4 separate regions of the Homo sapiens genome follow, and all the other regions are linked to region 3. The links are chromatin contacts, found by Hi-C or POLR2A ChIA-PET in ENCODE. All regions are on one chromosome and are shown on one strand. The core of a region is the stretch at or near the end of the contact, and the rest is flanking DNA. Distances in the headings are between cores, read along the strand shown. Region 1 holds the start of RFC2 (replication factor C subunit 2). Region 2 holds the start of GTF2IRD1 (GTF2I repeat domain containing 1). Region 3 holds the start of ABHD11 (abhydrolase domain containing 11). Region 4 holds the start of POM121 (POM121 transmembrane nucleoporin).

Region 1 (3,058 bases), core at 281-2,780, 520 kb after region 3:
TTGCAGTGAGCTGAGATCATGCATGCCACTATACTCCAGCCCGGGCTACAGAGTGAGACTCTGTTTCAAAAATAAATAATAAATAAATAAAATGTAATAAGATGCCCAAGTGCCATTTGAAAAGTTAAAGGCATGAGAATTGTACAGCATAGGCTTCAAACCTGCCACAGCAGAGAAACACCTGTTGCTGCTGGAGCACGGCCAGCACAGGTCATCTGGAGCAATGTGACACTGTGCTGCAACCCTGTCCGCCCGTCACAAGAGGCCCAGCACATACAGCACTGACATCATTTGGTGTGACAACATGGGTGCAACCAAGCTCCTTTCTCATCCCTTACCTGCCAGTTTCTTTTCTTTTTTTTTTTTTTGGAGACAGAGTTTTGCTCTTGTTGCCCAGGCTGGAGTGCAATGGTGCGATCTTGGGTCACTACCAACCTCAGGTGATCTGCCCACCTCAGCCTCCCAAAGTGCTGGGATTACTGGCGTGAGCCACCATGCCAGGCAAGGATTACCTGCCAGTTTCTGCAGACGTGTGCCAAATACACAGCATAGCTGGCTAGACACCGTAGGCCTAGGCTGGGTACAGTGGCTCATGCCTGTAATCCCAGCACTTTGGGAAGGCGAGGCGGACGGATCACTTGAGATCAGGACTTCGAGACCAGCCTGGCCAACATGGTGAAACCCAGCCTCTACTAAAAACACAAAATTAGCAGGGTGTGATGGTACATGCCTGTAATCCCAGCTACTAGGAAGGCTGAGGCAGAATTGATTGAACCAGGGAGATGCAGGTTGTAGTGAGCAGAAATCACACCACTGCACTCCAGCCTGTGTGACAAAGTGTGACTCCATCTAAAAAAAAAAAATTAACTGGGCATGGTGGTGCGTGCCTGTAGTCCCATCTACTTAGGAGGCTGAGGCAGGGGGATCACTTGAGCCAAGGAGCTGGACATCAGCCTGGGCAACACAGCAAAACCCCCGTCTTGATTTTTTTAAAAAAATTTCAAATGTAAATGTTATTGAACCTAACAGTCAAAATATTATTTTCAACATGTAATCGATATTTTTTTTAAAAGATTGAAGTTTTTGAAAACACTAGGTCATACACTACTATACACAAAAACTTTTGAAAAAACCAACTAGGTCAGAGTAGGTGGCCACCCGGGGTAGCCCTAATTGTCATAAGCATTGTAGTGAGCGAGACTCCGCTCGCAGAGTTTAGACCGGCCACTCTCGATCCATGTCCGTCGCCTTCTTGAAATCATCTCGATGCCACCCGGGGCCTCCTCCTCCCTCGGGATTCCCCAAAACGAGCCCCTGACCCCCGAGTTTCTCCGGAGCACGGCCCGCCACTCGCCCACCCTCACGTCCAAACGCGCCCATTCTTTACGGCCTGGGACCTCACCACGGCAGTTCGTAGTGGCCGGCGCTGCCGGGGGCCTTGCTGAAGGCAGGGGCAGGGTCAGAGTCCTGGGCCTCCACCTCGCCCGCGCCACCACAGACGGCCTCCACCTCCATTCTCGCGCCTCCTCTTCCCGCCACCCGAGGCACCGCCCCTTGACGCCGCCACGCAAGCCCCGCCCCCTGGCTTCCGCCGGGCGCGAGCGGAAGTTACGTACCCGCGCCTCTCTGTGCCTGCGAAGAGGGTTCCGGTGGTGCCCTGGCGGCCATCGCTGGAGGCCGCGGTTGCTATGGGAGACCTGGCGCCCGGCCTGGGAGCGACAGGAAGGCGAGCTGTGGCCGCGACGCCTTCCGAGAAAGCAGGTCGCTCTCGGAACGGACGTTTGTGTGTGGTTTCTGTGGAAGATCCGCTCCGCGGCGGCGTGGGAGGAGCAGGGCCTGGAGGGGTTGCGGCCAAACGCGGGCTTCGGTGTTGGGACACGGACAACGCTGGCGTCCGGGCGCTGCTGGGCAGCGGGGTCCGGGGATGACGTCTGGGGCTGCCCGTGCCCACTTTTCCAGATTGCTCTGAATGTCCTAGTGAGCTGCTCCCGTTGGGTAGGCTCCTGCGCCTCAACCGCGCTCGGTACTCGACGTTTATTATCAGGGAATTCTCGGCTGCAAGATGGGAATTCCACCCCCACCCCATTTTGCAGAGGAGGAAACTGAAACCGTCCTTTTGTCAGATGAAATGCAATGTTCATTCCAGGAAAATAGGGACTCAAGGCCGGTGCGGTGGCTCACCCCTCTAATCCCAGCACTTTGGGGGACAGAGACCGGAAGAGCGATTAAGCCCAGGAGTTCGAGACCAGCCTGGGCAACAAAGTGAGATCCCCGTCTCTACAAAAATAAAAATTAAAAAAGTAGCCGGGCGTGGTGGCGCGCACCTGCAGTTCCAGCTACTCAGGAAGCTGAGGCGGAGGAGTGCTTGAGCCCAGGAGGTGCAGGCTGCAGTGATCTCTGATCACACCACTGCACTCCAACCTGGTCTGCAGCAAGACCCTGTCTCAAAAAAGAAAAAGTAAATACTTCAACCTTGCAAGGGTTTTGAGCATTCTTATGGGCTGTTTTTCTACCCAATCTTTCCTCCCATAGCCCAAATTGTCATAATATTCAATAATGATGATCCCAGAACTTTGGGAGGCTAAGGTGGGAGGATCCCTCAAGCCGAGGAGTTTGAGACCAGCCTGGGCAACATGGTGAGACCCCATCTCTACAAAAAAAATTTTTTAAATTATCCAGTTGTGGTGGTACGCGACAGTAGTCCCAGTTACTCGGGAGGCTGAGGCAGGAGAATCGGTTGAGCCCATGAGGTTGAAGCCACAGTGAACCATGATCAAGTCAATGTACTCCAGCCCCGGGGGACAGAGTGAAATCCTGTTTCTAAAAAAATAAGAAGAAAAGAAAGTAGGTACTTCAGATTCACAAGTGCTTTGACCATTCTTTGTTTTGTTTCTTGTTTTTTGTTTTTGAGATGGAGTCTCACTCTGTCACCCAGACTGGAGTACAGTGGTGTGATCTCAGCTCACTGCAATGTCAGGCTCCCAGGTTCAAGTGATTCTCCTGCCTCAACCTCCCGAGTAGCTGGGACTACAAGCGTGTGCCACCACACCTGGCTAAT
Region 2 (2,889 bases), core at 390-2,889, 720 kb after region 3:
TTAATGCAGAGCTAGCCAAGCAGTAGGACTGGAGTTATTACTCAAATAAATCTCCCCAAGAACTCAGAGGCTAGGGTTTTTATGGATAATTTGGTGGGCAAGGGCCCAGGGAATGGGTACTGCTGATTGGTTGGAGATGAAATCACAGGGGTGTGGCAAACGGTCCTTATGCACTGAGTCGGTCTCTGAGTGGGGGCCACAGGATGGGCTGAGTCATGAGTCACACAGGTCCAGGTGAGTCAGTCGGTTGCCCGAATGCGAAAGTCTGAAAAACATCTCCAAAGACCAATCTCAGTTTCCACAATAGAGATGCTATCTATAGGAGGAAGTGGGGAACTCACAAATCTTGTGATCTCTCGCCACATGACTCCTGAGCAGTCAGATTATAAAAACGATGCGTAGGTTTTAGCAGCGTCCAGGCCCCTCCCATAATCCTAATCTCACGGCCTTTCGTTAGTTTTACAAAGGTGGTTTTGGTCTCTTGTATAAAAAGCAGGTTAGGTTTAAGGAGTAACTATTATCATCCTTGTTTCAAAGTTGAACTATAAACTAAATTCCTCCCCCGGTTAGCTTGGCCTATGCCCCGGAATGAGTGAAGACAGCCAGCGCGTGAGGCTGGAAGCAAGATGGAGTCAGCCACGCTAAACTTCTGTCACTGTCCTAATCTTTGCAAAGGCAGTTTGGCCAGGAGGCTGTGGGGAGACCTTGTGGGTTTTGCCAGGACCTGGGAGATTCTCGATCTATGTTTGGCTGTCCTTCTAAGCCAGAAGCTCCCTGGGGTTGGGGCCTGCCTGGGGTGAGTCCCTCCCTCCCTGCCATGCCCAGTCTAGCCAAGGTCTAGTTCAGGGATCAGGGCACCACGTGGGGGAAGGACTGTGTTCCTTGTGCTGAATTAGGATTTATGGCTTTGGGGCCGGATGGGAGGCGTGCGCACTGATTCAGTAGGAGCGCTGCTGTGGTGTGTGTGTGGTTGGTGGGAGCGGGGCGGGCGGGGGGCGGGGGGGCTGGTTGGGGGGACAGGGGTAAAAGCCTATCAGAGGGAGGTCCCATCAGACAAGATGGGACCAAGAGTCCAGTTGGCTCTGCTGCGACTTTCGGCCTGTCACTGCCTTCCTGCACATCTCAGGGGTGGGAGGGGGACAAAGGCTGTAAGAGTAAGAGGTACCTGGCCCAAGCCTTAGGACTAGAACCCGGGCCAGGCGGGAGTGACCAGCCGGGACACTCAGGGCCTCCGCGCGTTCCAGCTGGGTGACCTTGACCCTCCAACTTCAGCCCCCTGCGCCCGGCTGCTCTCCCAGTGGTGGTGGGGAGCGGTGGGGGTAGACGGGGGCGCGCCCAGGCTTTTCTAATCCGGCGCTGGTGGGGGAGAACCGAGGGCGCCACCGCCCCTCCCCGCAGGTCCGGGGCCGAGGGGTGCGGCGCGCTCTCCCCACCGCGGTGCCCAGGTCCCCGGGACGCAGGGGCGCTGGGTAGCAAGGGGGGTGCGCAGGGGCGCGGGGCGCGGGGCGGGCTAATCCCGTATGTAAATGGCAGCCAATGGAGGGTGGTGTTGCGCGGGGCTGGGATTAGGGCCGGGGCGAATGGCTGGCAATCTTACTGGGATTACAGAACAAAGAGCCTCCCCGCGCTCCCGCTCTCCGCTCCTCTCCCCGCGCCGCCCCGCCCTCCGCCGCAGCCCGCGCCGGGGGTGGGGGCCGCCGAGCGCCAGCCCCCCGGCCGGCCGATTCCCCCCCCGCGCCCCCTCCCCGCGCCTCCCTCCCCGCCCTCGCCGCGCCGCCGTCCTCGCCTCCCTCTGCCTCTCCTTCCCCCATTCTCCCGGATTAATTAAGGAGGCAGCGGCAGGAGGCTGAGTCCTGGCCGCGGGCCGGGGCCGGGGCGCCGCTGGCAGGAGCGCTTGGGGATCCTCCAAGGTAGGAGAAACTTTTGCGGGGGGCGGGCACCGAGGCCCTTCTCCCCTTCTCCCCCACCCCCGCCCCCGATCCCCTCCGCCTCCGGGGGGGGGGGTCCCCGCCCCTCCCCCTCTCAAGGTGTTACAGGAGCTGGGGCCGGCTTTTGGGTGCCCGGGGAGGCACGTGACTGGGATTATAATTCGGGCCCGGGGGGAGGGGAGGGACGGCCGCCCCCCACCTGCCCGGGAGGGGCCGGGAGCTGGGAGCTGTCACCCCCTCCCTCCTTGCCACCGGCTCTTCTGGAGGTGGGGGGCGTCCCGGGCCGGCGCCCGCAGGCTGCTGCAGTTGGCGAATGAGGTCAGTCGCGCTGCCCGCGGTGGCGGGCGCCGGGGTGGGAGCAGAGGGGGCTGGGAAGGCCGCGGTCCCCGCCTTTCCCCCCTCCACCTTCTCCCGGTCTGGGCCAGCCCCTGGCCCGCGCCCCCAACTCCCAGGCGGAGTCCAGTCCAGCCAGGATTGCCCCAGCAGGGTGGTTCCTGTAGTGGACCCCCCGCCCCGGCCCCGGGGAGGGGGCTGGCCTGTGTGGTGGTGGCCGCTGAATCCCGGGTGGAGGGGACTCAGAAGGTGGCAGTGGGGGGACCACAAAGGGTTCAGAGGAGTAAGTTGGGGATACTCGGTCTGTGGGTGGTCTCTGAGTTCCTGCAGATGGGTGGAGAGGACAGAGGAGGGGCCACAGGGTGCTGAACACCCACCCGCCCCATCCTAAGTACCCTGGGCATGATGGGCTTGACACCTCTCCTGGGCTCCTCACCCCTGGCCAGCAGCCAGGGAGTGAGACCCTGCCTCGCCTGGCGTGGGCCCAGGGAAGGGGGCCGCTGTGCCGCTGAGAGTTCGTTCCACCCTCCTGGCAGTGCTGGAGGGGGCTGGAGCTCTGGCGTCTGGCCTAGTGACCCTACCTCCCAGGACCAAGGTCCTGCGGTGGGAGTCTCCTGTGTCCCCATCC
Region 3 (2,853 bases), core at 235-2,734:
GTTGCAAAGTGGGAGACACCTGTGCTTTCCACTGGGCTGATATCTACAGCAATGAGACGTTCCACCAGCTCTGGCTGTGGGAGAGAACCGAACTGGGACCAGTCTTAGGCAGACATAGGGAGTCTCAGGCATGGCTCCTGGAGCCTGAACTTGGTCATCCAACGATCATGTGAGTCCCAGGTTGCCTGCAGGGCCCTCAGGGTATATACTGAATGGGAGGAGGCCCCAGACATGGGCGGCTCACCCTCTGTAGTGCCAGCAGCATGGCTGTCTTTCCTCCCATGCTGTGGCCAACGACGACGCAGGGCACCAGGCCCAGCTGGGGCAGAAGGTCCTGCAGGTCCTGGCTCATGATCTCGTAGCTCATGTCTGGGCTGTGGGGGCTGTCACCGTGGTTACGAGCATCCACCGTCAGCACCTGGGGAGTGGGGTGAGACGGGGCTGCGTTGATATCCCCATTCTGGGGGTAGACAGCCAAAGGCTTGTAGGGACAGCAGGTCAAAGGTGTGGAGAGCCTGGGGATACACCCTGTGGAGGGGAAGGGCCCAGTTTCCAGACCTAGGAGGCCCAGATGAAGAACCTGGGGCCACTCTGCCAGAGAAGAGCAGGCCCCAGGGTTGTGACCACGTCTCTGAAGGGCTGGCCTGGCTGGGTGGCAATCTCGGAGAATGCCAGGAAGGAGACTCCAGGAATTTCCAACAGTAGGAGCACAGAAGAATGGGCTGCCATAAGAGGTGGTGAGCTCCCGGTCATCCCTAGTGAACAAGCAGGCCCCTTCATGGAAAGGGTGCAGGCGCCTAGGCATGGGCCAGCCCCGATGGAGATCTACAACATGAATTAATGAAGATGGCAACGTGAGGGAATAAATGGGGTTGCCGTTCAGGGTCCATACTCAGAGTGAGGGATCTGGAAGTGAGCGTGAGAAGCGGGACCCCCCCTGCCCCGCCTCCTCTCAGGCCCCGCCCACTCCCGCCCAGCCCCAAAGGAGCCCCGCCCACTCGAAAGCTCACCCTACGGCCTGTCTGCTGGGCCAAGATCTTGGCGATGGAGTTGAAGTTAGTTTTGCTGCCGAAGAGCCCGTGCAAAAAGACGACGGCCGGGAGGGCTGCCTCCCCGTCCAGAAGCCTGTAGGAAAGCGGAAGCGGCCTGGCAGGGGAAGGATCGAGGTCAGAGTCTGAGCCGGCGGAGACGGGGAAAGGGGTAGGGGGAAAGAGCTTTGGGGGAGAGGCCTGGGAGGTGACAGGCCCAAAGGGAGGAGATGGGGCCGTCGGGGCCCGGCAGGAAAAGGAGGACAGAGGATGGCCTCCCGCCCGGTGCCCTTGACTGACCTCGGCTCGGCGCCCCCTCGGCCGCCGCTGCTGCTGCTGGGTGCGACAGGCACCCTCGCGAAGCTAGGGCCGTGGGGGCCGAGTCCCTCACGCGGGAGCCTCCAGGCTCGGGTCCAGCGGAGCATGCTTGCAAGCTGTTGGCCGGCTCGCATCTCACAAGGTACGTCCTCCCCGCGCTCCTTCTCCCGCCCTAGCTCGCAGCCCCGCCCATTTCCGTCTTCAGCCGCCCCGCCCAGTTCCGACTTGAGCCCCGCCCTCTCCCCGCCCCCATCGCGGGATTCTCCGCCCTTGGTCCCGTTTCCTTACGTATCCCCGAGAACAGTCCGGCCCCGCCTCCATCCCCGCCCCTTACGCCATTACGTAATCCCCGCAGGCTTTGCGCGGGTCGCCCTGAGCGCCGCACCTGGCCTCGCCCTAGGCTGGGCAACCCGCGGTGCTTGCCCCTCCCCTCGCGAAGCGCCGCGGTGCGTAGAATCTGGGAATTCGGTCTGCGCCGCTCTGTGCGTGCTCGGTTCTGGTTGCAGCTTAGGGCTCGGTTCCCGCCCCGCACCTGCCATCGCTCACTGACCTGGGTGGCTGCCATCGTTTCTGTGCCGCCGGCGGGGGCGAGCGGCGCCAGGGTGGCTCTGGGCGGCGGAGTGCCAGTGTGGTGGCGCCGTGCTCCACTGCCGGGGGCCCGGGCAGGTTGGGCGGAGCACGGACACCCACCCATCCTGGAGTCGTCGATCTAGAAGGAGCTCGGGGGCACTCTAGAGCTCTTCCCCAAGCCCCTTCGTCCCTTTTACGTTTGGGGAAGGCTCCCCCAGTCTGATCCCACCTGCTTTTCTGCCCATACTCCCCATTCTCATACTCCCCTATCAGGCACCCTGCCTTTCAAGGTCTTCTCCACACCCCACCTCCTGCTGGGGTGCTGTCTGTCTTCCAGATAGCCAGTTGCCCGAGTCCTATACTTTTTTTTGGTGGGGGTCTTACCCTCGCCCAGGCCGGAGTGCAGTGACGCGACCGTAGCTCACTGCAGCCTCGACCTCCTGGGCTCAAGCGATCCTCCCGCCTTTGCCTCCCGAGAATCTGGGACTACAGGCGCAGACTAATTTTAACATTTTTTTTTTTTTTTTTTTTTTTACTGAATCATGGTTACAATTTTTTTTTTTAGGCCGGGTGCGGTGGCTCACGCCTGTAATCCCGGCACTTTGGGAGGCTGAGGTGGGCAGATCACCTGAGGCCAGGAGTTGGAGACCACCCTGGCCAATATGGTGGAACCCCGTCTTTACTAAAAATACAAAAATTAGCTGGGCGTGGTGGCGGGTGCCTGTAATCCCAGCTACTCGGGAGGCTAAGGCAGGAGAGTCGCTTGAACTCAGGAGGCGGAGGTTGCAATGGGCGGAAATCATGCCACTGCACACCAGCCTACCGGACGGAGACAGACTCCGTTTAAAAAAAAAAAAAATTGCCGTGGGTGGTGGCACGGCCCTGTAATCCCAGCTACTGGGGAGGCTGAGGCAGGAGAATCGTGTGAACTTGGGAG
Region 4 (3,082 bases), core at 58-2,557, 810 kb before region 3:
ACGGAGTTTCACCATATTGGTCAGGCTGGTCTCAAACTCCTGACCTCAGATGATCCGCCCACCTCGGCCTTCCAAAGTGCTGGAATTCAGGCACGAGCCACCGCGCCTGGCCTTCTTATTTTTTTTTCCTGTTATCACACTGATAACACTGAATTGCAATTTTTTTTTCTTTTTTTGAGACGGAGTCTCGGTCTGTCGCCCAGGTTGGAGTGCAGTGGCGCAATCTCGGCTCACTGCAACCTCCGCCTCCCGAGTTCACGCCATTCTCCTGCCTCAGCCTCCCAAGTTGCTGGGACTACAGGCGGCACGCCCGGCTAAGTTTTTTTTTTTTGGTATTTTTATTAGAGACGGGGTTTCACCATGTTAGCCAGGATGGTCTCGATCTCCTGACCTTGTGATCCGCCCACCCCGGCCTCCCAAAGTGCTGGGATTACAGGCGTGAGCCACCGCGCCCGGCCTGAATTGCAATCTTCTACTTACACATCTTCCTAACTAAACAGTTTCTAAAGATCAGAGATCCTATATTTTCCCCCTTAATCTCTTTAATGTACATAAACAATGGAATGAATAAATCAATGAATGAATGGCTGAGGAAACTGAACTACACCAAAGTGTATTGGCAGACTACCAGACTTTTTAAACAGCTTTATTAAGATATAATTCACATACCATGCAAATCATAGGGTGGTGCAATCACCACCACAATCTAATTTTAAACTATCTTTATGGTGCTACAAAAAAGCCTATAACCATGACCAGTCACTTTCTATTCCCCACCCCCAAACCCACTCCCTAGCCCTAGGCAACCACTAATCTACCTTCTCAGACCGTTAACTTTAGCATAGGTATAAGTCGATCACAGAGCCACAAAATCCACCCGATATCTGGGCCATGATGTGAAATTTGGTAGGTAATCGTCCCACGTTTTCAATTTGTAACATAGAAATGGAGGGGGGAGGGACTCACAACCGCTAGTAGCGTTTGTGAAAAGTACCTGGTAACAGGCTGTGCTGGAGGGGAATTCAGCCCCCATAAAAGATCACGGATTAGGAATTACGTAAGCATAGGTCTCGGGCCCTTTTATCTTGGACGCGATCCTTCCACGGGATCGCCTCCGGATGGATGTGGCGCTGGGAGCCACGCGGAAAACCTCAAGAGTCAGAAACAGGCGTTAAAGGCAGGCGGCATTTTCCAAACCAGTTGGGTCTCGGGCGCTGCCGGGCGGTAGCGTCTCCCGGAGTCGCGCGCGCATGACGTAGAGGGCGCGCGATGACGCGACGCGCGGCGCGGTGCACGCTGGGATATTTAAGTCTCCTCCGCGGCGCGGAGCCGCGATGTCTCCGGCGGCTGCGGCGGCTGGAGCAGGCGAGCGGCGGCGGCCCATAGCGAGTGTCAGGGACGGCCGGGGCCGGGGCTGCGGCGGGCCGGCCAGGGCGGTGCTCCTGGGCCTGTCGCTGGTTGGCCTCTTACTGTACCTCGTGCCGGCTGCGGCTGCACTGGCCTGGCTGACCGTGGGGGCTACCGCGGCCTGGTGGGGACTGAGCCGCGAGCCCCGAGGTTCGCGCCCCTTGTCCTCCTTCGTTCGGAAGGCGCGTCATCGGCGCCCCTTGTCCTCCTTCGTTCGGAAGGCGCGTCATCGGCGAACACTGTTCGCTTCGCCTCTGGCCAAGTCGACAGCCAACGGAAACCTCCTAGAGCCGCGGACCCTGCTCGAAGGACCTGACCCTGCGGAACTGCTACTCATGGGCAGTTACCTGGGCAAGCCCGGGCCGCCGCAGCCCGCCGCCGCTCCGGAGGGCCAGGACCTGCGGGATAGGCCTGGCCGCCGCCCACCTGCCCGCCCGGCGCCGCGCTCCCCACCGCCGCGCTCCCCACCGCCGCGCTCCCCCCCGCCCTCCCCGCCGACCCATCGCGCTCACCACGTTTACCCCTCTCTGCCCACTCCTCTTCTCCGACCCTCCAGGAGGCCTTCCCCACGGTAAGATGCGCTGATTTTGTCAGATCATCCTCTGGCTCGGCTGGCTTGAAATCGAGGACTTGACTTTTAAATCCGATTTGCTTTTTCATCAAGTCCCAAGGGGATTGTGTGTGGTTTTGCCCTCCTTAACACCTTGGTGTGTGCCAGCTGTCTCCTGGCCTCTGACTCTTGGAATGAGATGTTGTGTTGCCAAAACGATTCTCTTCTTTCCAGTTCTAAAAACTCCTCGAATTTTAGTGCAGCCTAGATGTAGTCTAGATTTAGATTTTCCCTCTCAAACTGTTGAAATCCATTGTTGAGACAGCTGTTAAGCAGCTGTCACTCTCTGGCCTTAGATGGAATAAGGGAAAGTTGCCATAAAAACACCGTGTTCTGTGTTGCTTAGAAAGAGACTTAAGTTCTTTGGAAAATGTCTGAACTGGTGGGTTTTTAACCGTTTAAAAATTTGACATTCTTTTTTGCTTTGGTTCCGTGATTTGTCTCGCATTCTCTGCAGGGATTGTGGGACTTTACCAAATCGGTTTGTAATAACACCTAGAAGACGCTATCCGATCCATCAGGCCCAGTATTCCTGTCTGGGGGTACTTCCCACCGTGTGCTGGAATGGTTATCACAAGAAGGCTGTGCTGTCCCCTCGCAACTCCAGGATGGTGTGTAGCCCAGTGACTGTGAGGATCGCCCCTCCTGACAGAAGATTTTCGCGTTCTGCGATGTGAGTATTATCGTTGGAAGAATACTCTCCCTTTTCGTGTCCACTTTATTCTTCTCCAGTTGTTCCTATGACATGACTACAACGCAGAAAAGAAAGGACGAAGCTGCTTATTTGATGAGAAATACCAAATTCTAGTAAACCCTTTTGTTTTTCACTTTTTGCTCTTAACGAAAAAGTAGCTTTACTTGCTAACGGGAACTGCTGTGAGTGTATAAATTATACTTTGGCCTGTTGGTTAGCTTCTGATTTCTTGTTTCTGAAGTCTGTGCTATATGGCATGGGAATTAAAATATCTTACAGCTAGAATCTTGTCTTTCATTGTAGACCAGAGCAGATAATCAGCTCAACACTGTCCTCACCATCAAGTAACGCCCCAGACCCATGTGCAAAGG

The links. A loop is a pair of places that touch in the nucleus more often than their neighbours do. ChIA-PET counts read pairs that join two places held with the same protein, here RNA polymerase II (POLR2A). Pooled maps may share reads with other maps.
Region 1: a loop to region 3 is called in a map of naive thymus-derived CD4-positive, alpha-beta T cell, with 33 times the contacts of the local background. The contact joins the promoter of RFC2 here to the promoter of ABHD11 in region 3. A Hi-C loop is called at or near these places in 2 of 168 maps with a recorded cell type or tissue (both naive thymus-derived CD4-positive, alpha-beta T cell) and 10 of 50 pooled maps. POLR2A ChIA-PET finds 5 or more read pairs at or near these places in 4 of 52 experiments (Caco-2, activated CD8-positive, alpha-beta T cell, activated T-cell and 1 more).
Region 2: a loop to region 3 is called in a pooled map, with 12 times the contacts of the local background. The contact joins the promoter of GTF2IRD1 here to the promoter of ABHD11 in region 3. A Hi-C loop is called at or near these places in 6 of 50 pooled maps. POLR2A ChIA-PET finds 5 or more read pairs at or near these places in 2 of 52 experiments (Panc1 and activated T-cell).
Region 4: a pooled map shows a loop between it and region 3 (8-fold over the local background). The contact joins the promoter of POM121 here to the promoter of ABHD11 in region 3. A Hi-C loop is called at or near these places in 2 of 37 single-sample maps with no recorded cell type and 10 of 50 pooled maps. POLR2A ChIA-PET finds 5 or more read pairs at or near these places in 2 of 52 experiments (HEK293 and activated T-cell).

Annotation. Positions count from the first base shown.
Region 1 is chr7:74,252,869-74,255,926 of GRCh38, forward strand. It overlaps RFC2 (replication factor C subunit 2), which reads right to left and starts at 1,531. Exons shown (of 11, transcript NM_181471.3): 1 at 1,403-1,531. The coding sequence starts at 1,515. RefSeq lists enhancers at 563-1,165, 1,166-1,768, 1,205-1,434, 1,769-2,371, 1,845-1,924 and 2 more and a silencer at 1,485-1,604.
Region 2 is chr7:74,452,267-74,455,155 of GRCh38, forward strand. It overlaps GTF2IRD1 (GTF2I repeat domain containing 1), which reads left to right and starts at 1,640. Exons shown (of 27, transcript NM_005685.4): 1 at 1,640-1,910. RefSeq lists an enhancer at 1-455 and silencers at 1,341-1,690, 2,193-2,262.
Region 3 is chr7:73,737,318-73,740,170 of GRCh38, forward strand. ABHD11 (abhydrolase domain containing 11) reads right to left here and starts at 1,485. Exons shown (of 6, transcript NM_148912.4): 1 at 1,329-1,485; 2 at 1,011-1,146; 3 at 245-418; 4 at 1-74. The coding sequence starts at 1,453. RefSeq lists enhancers at 1,284-1,941, 1,942-2,598 and a silencer at 1,506-1,605.
Region 4 is chr7:72,923,788-72,926,869 of GRCh38, forward strand. POM121 (POM121 transmembrane nucleoporin) reads left to right here and starts at 1,308. Exons shown (of 13, transcript NM_001387691.1): 1 at 1,308-1,978; 2 at 2,475-2,690; 3 at 3,015-3,082. The coding sequence starts at 1,335. RefSeq lists enhancers at 894-1,455, 1,456-2,016, 2,450-3,082 and a silencer at 1,393-1,502.